2 separate regions of the Mus musculus genome follow, and region 1 is linked to region 2. Evidence: chromatin loops called from intact Hi-C (ENCODE). Cell type or tissue: heart. All regions are shown on one strand.

The links. A loop is a pair of places that touch in the nucleus more often than their neighbours do. Peaks named below come from ENCODE experiments on the same cell type or tissue, not always from the same donor. Only the 100,000 strongest peaks of a DNase experiment are listed, where the experiment ranks them.
Region 1: a loop joins it to region 2, with 5 times the contacts of the local background. A loop is called at or near these places in 7 of 42 quality-filtered maps.

What each region holds. Positions count from the first base shown.
Region 1 is chr2:30,127,444-30,129,943 of GRCm38, forward strand. No RefSeq gene overlaps it. Among named protein-coding and RNA genes, the nearest start is that of Zer1, 4.1 kb to the left of the region's middle. In heart, a CTCF peak has its summit at 1,534 (motif pointing right); no DNase peak of the experiment used is centred here.
Region 2 is chr2:30,269,424-30,271,923 of GRCm38, forward strand. Phyhd1 (phytanoyl-CoA dioxygenase domain containing 1) reads left to right here. Exons shown (of 11, transcript NM_001252570.1): 2 at 266-424. Among named protein-coding and RNA genes, the nearest start is that of Phyhd1, 3.9 kb to the left of the region's middle. In heart, a CTCF peak has its summit at 1,017 (motif pointing left); DNase peaks (open chromatin) are centred at 278, 368 and 898; H3K27ac peaks cover 737 bases.

The sequences.
Region 1 (2,500 bases), 140 kb before region 2:
GAGTTCCAGGACAGCCAGGGCTATACAGAGAAACCTTGTCTCAAAAACAACAGCAACAACAACAACAACAACAAAACAAATCAAAAAACAGTTAAGAACACTGTCTGCTCTTCCAGAGGTCCTGAGTTCAACTGTCAGCAACCACATGGTGGCTCACAGCCATCTGAACTGGGATCTGATGCCCTCTTCTGGTGTGTCTAAAGACAGTGACAGTGTACTCACATATATAAAATCAATAAAATTAAAAAAAAAAAAAGATTTAACCCTGTCTGGCTGTGATCCCAGTACTTGTGTAGAAGCAGGAGGATCACCTAATGTTATTCCAGGTCATACTTGGCTACATAGAGGTCACTCCAGGCTACCTAATAGCCTGCTCTTCTGAGTTTGAGGCTAGCCTGGTCTATATAGAGTTTCTGGCCAGTCATGGTTATATAATAAGACATTGTTCTCAAAAAACAAGCCAAACGCCGGGCGTGGTGGTGCACGACTTTAATCCCAGCACTCGGGAGGAATAGGCAGGTGGATTTCTGAGTTCGAGGCCAGCCTGGTCTACAAAGTGAGTTCCAGGACAGCCTGGGCTATACAGAGAAACCCTGTCTCGAAAAAGAAAACAACAACAACCACCACCACCAAAACAAAAACAAACAAACAAAACTCCTTAGTTAAGTTGGGACAGAAAAAAATTCATAATATCATAAAAGCCAAATTAAAAAAATCAGAGTTGACACAATATTGTGAAAAATGGTAAGTTTTTACTCCAAGATCAGGGAAAAGGGAAAGATGGCCTCTTCTGTCTACTCAACACAGGGTTACACATATTTGTAGCCGGTGTTGGTTACTTTGTGGGTTCTTCTTTCTTCCACCCTTCTCCCCCTCTGCCCCCCAACACTAGATAACAGAAAAAAGGATAGAGAGGAAAGGAAGGAGATCCCTGAATAAAGTTAGGGAAGCAACATTATCATTAAGACTATCATTAAGGAGCCTACTGACTAGGGGTAGTGAGTTCCTGGGGGCAAGTTTGATCTTTGCTGTCAGGGTATCTAATTTCTTCTTGTTTCTTTCTGCACGACTACTTAACAAACCACAACCCACCATACCTCTCTGGGCCCTAGCATTTATTTTATTTTATTGGTTTTTTTGAGACAGGGTTTCTCTGTATAGCCCTGGCTGTCCTGGAATTCACTTTGTAGACCAGGCTGGCCTCGTACTCAGAAATCCGCCTGCCTCTGCCTCCCAAGTGCTGGGATTAAAAGCATGTACTACCACACCCGGCCTTATATATATCCTCTGAAACGTCCCTAGCATTCCAAACTTTGCACCATCACAGAAATTATCTGCAGCTGGCAAAAGCACACCATTGCTAGAGCACCAGGCAAATCATAGTCAGCGTCTGTGGTCAGTGCAAAGCAGCCCCACATCCCACACCCAGGGTTAAAACAAAAACACATTCTTATAATTTTCTGTAGATTTTTTTTTAAAGATCTACTTATTTATTATGTATACAGCGTCCTACCTGCATATATACTGAAGGCCAGAAGAGGGCACCATATCTCATTATAGATGGTTGTGAGCCACCATGTGGTTGTTGGGAATTAGACTCAGGAAGAGCAGCCAGTGCCCTTAACCACTGAGTCATCTCTCCAGCCCCTATTTTTGTGTTTTTAAAGAAAACAAAAGTGCCATTATACATCCTCAACAGCATAGATTTTTTGTTTTTTGTTTTTTCAAGACAGGGTTTCTCTGTGTAACCTTGGCTGTCCTGGAATTCACTCTGTAGACCAGGCTGGCTTGAACTCAGAAATCTGCCTGCCTCTGCCTCCCAAGTGCTGGGATTAAAGGCGTGTGCCACTACTGCCCGGCTAACAGCATCGATTTTTAAAAAAGAAGGGAAGAGAGAAAGAAAGAAAGAAAGACAGAAATGCAAGTTGATAATCCTTATTTCACAACATGTGAGTGCTGAGAAATAAATCCAATGAGATTGTAAGATACAATAGAATAGAAAATCTGTTGCTTTCTTTAAACACTAGAACAACCTGAAAATATTTAAAAGAATGATGGGTTTGTCAGTGCATGATTTTGATCCAGGAGGCAGAGATAAGAGGATCTCTGTGAGTTTGAGACCAGCCTGGCATATATTGCATAAATAGATAGATAGATAGATCTTATTAAATGAATTTTTGTGGGCCAGGCATAGATAGTGACACATGCCTTTTTATCCAAGCACTCCTGAAGCAGAAGCAGGCAGATCTCTGTAGGTTAAAGGCCAGCCTGGTCTACATAACAAGTTCTAGAAGTGCCATGGGGGAGGGGTAGCTGTCAGTTCAGATGCCAGAGGTTGATGTTGGATATCTTCTTCAGTCACTGTTTTTGGAGACAGGTTTCTCACTAACCCTGGAAGTATTTGACTCTGAGTTTGTCACAACTGCAGATTTCACATGGGTGCTGGGGGCTTAGCTCGGCAGCTGAGGCTTGCTGGGCAGGCGGGCCGGCACTTTACCGG
Region 2 (2,500 bases):
GCACTTTAACACACAAATGAGCAAATGTTTCCGTATGTCCCAAACCCATTGGAGGGCAAGAGCAGAGGCAGCTGCCACTTCCCCTTCCTCGATAAGATGCAAGCAGCCAGTACTGACGGCTCCTCACTAAGCACTGGATGCCCATGTCCAGGGTGGGGGGCAGAGCCATGAGCAGGACACTTGATCTTGGTTCGAGTTTGTGGTCCAACATGGATATAAGGAATGAGCGAGGGCGGAAGGAGCCTGAGTCTTGTCCCTGCTGCAGTTCCAGGAGGACGGGTTTCTGCTGTTGGAAGGATTCTTCACAGCGGATGAGTGTGTGGCCATGCAGCAGAGGATCGGTGAGATTGTAGCTGAGATGGATGTCCCTCTGCACTGCCGGACAGAATTTTCCACCCAGGAAGATGAGCAACTTCAAACCCAGGCAGGTACCTGGGGCGCTGAGGGTGGGCGTCTGGTTTTGGTGGGTGCTCAGTCTTAGGCAGCAGTCTGGACTGGACGGGAGGACCCTAAGGCCACACACAGACTTCTGACAAGGGATCAGACCTCAGCCATCTGTATGCCGGGTACCAGGCTAAAGAGCTGTGCTGTATTCCTCCACACTATGAATTTATAAGGTGGCTATTATTATTCTCGCTTGGCAATGGGAAAAGCGGGGCTTTTCTCTGGGTAATATTGTGCTGCTCCAACCACACAGTTTGTAACTGATAGAGACTTGAATCCACCTCTCTGATATCAAATGATGCTGGTCGTTGACCTGCTGCAGTTTCTCAAATTCTCTGGTCACAAAGAACTCTCTGTGACCAGAGTGAGCCCTGTGATAGGCCACTCTTGGGTGAGTCATCTCCCAACCAGACTAGGAAGGCCTCTTGCTTCCTCAGACTCAACACAGTTTGGCAGGATAGGTGGTTCTTCCAACCAGTTCCCTTAACCCTTCTTAGTCTGAATTTTTTAGTGGTTCAGGCAACAGGGCTCACCTTATACTGATGCCAAGGGGCTTCTGCCATCTGGTGGACATAAATAGAATTACAGCAGCCAGAAACTGCTTTCTCCCAGAGAGGGGAGGAGGAAGGATGGAGGCTTCAGAAGAAGACACATAACAGACTGAGAATTTTTCCAACTAGCAGGACAGACACACTCTAAGGAATGAGGGGGCCGAACCCTGTCCCTCTCCCTAGTTACTTACCGAGAAGACTCTAACAGTCCGGTGGTTGCAGAGGTAGGAATGTTGAAAGAAGAAAGGGTGATGTTAGAGATATGGCTCATTGGTTGAGCATACTGGCTGCACTTCCAGAGGACCAAGGTTCAATTCCCAGCTCCCAGTTCCCACATGGTAGCTCATGTACTTCCAGTTCCAGGGGCCCAATACTCATACAGATATACACGTGGGCAAAACACCAATGCACACAACACAGGACACAGAGGCAGGTGAATCTCAGTGAGTTCTAGGCTGGTCACTCTACAAGGTGAGTTCTAGGATAGCCAGATACAGAGGAATTGTGTTGAAAAAAAAAATCAAAAACAAATGAAGAAGAGGAGGAGGAAGAAGAAGAAGTGGAGATGGTGGTGTGGTTTGGGGTGCTGGAATTGAACCTGGGTTCTTTTTTTTTTTTTTTTTCTTTCCTTTTTTTTTTTTTTTTGGTTTTTCTTTTTTTTTTTTTTTTAAAGACTTATTTATTTATTATATGTAAGTACACTGTAGCTGTCTTCAGACACTCCAGAAGAGGGCGTCAGATCTTGTTACAGATGGTTGTGAGCCACCATGTGGTTGCTGGGATTTGAACTCCTGACCTTCGGAAGAGCAGTCGGGTGCTCTTACCCACTGAGCCATCTCACCAGCCCTTTTTTGGTTGTTTCGAGACAGGGTTTCTCTGTAGAGCCCTGGCTATCCTGGAACTCACTCTGTAGACCAGGCTGGCCTCGAACCAGAAATCTGCCTGCCTCTGCCTCCCGAGTGCTGGGATTAAAGGCATGTGCCACCATGCCCGGCTTGAACCTGGGTTCTTAAAAGAGCTCACTGAGCCATCTTCCCAGCCCTAAGAAGCAATGACCTTGCACTTAAACTTTGCTCTTTTCCCCGGCAATACAGCTGCAGTGCTGGGCGGAGACAGGGAGAGGCACCTTCTGTAGGAGACACAGCAAGGTTTTGTAATGTATGTATTGCTAGCACTGTTCAGATAGAATATTTGCTTGTTTGTTTTGAGACAGGGTCTTATTTTATAGCCTTGTTTGTCCTGGAACTTGCTGTGTAGCCCAGGCTGGCCTCAATCACACAGAGATCTGTCGGCCACAATTGTGTCATTTTTAGCTCAGGACTCCACACACCACCTAAGATACTGAATATAAAATAGGCACAACCGCCAGGCGTGGTGGCACATGCCTTTAATCCCAGCACTTGTGAGGCAGAGGCAGGTGGATTTCTGAGTTCTAGGCCAGCCTGGTCTACAGAGTGAGTTCCAGGACAGCCAGGGCTACACAGAGAAACCCTGTCTTGAGAAAA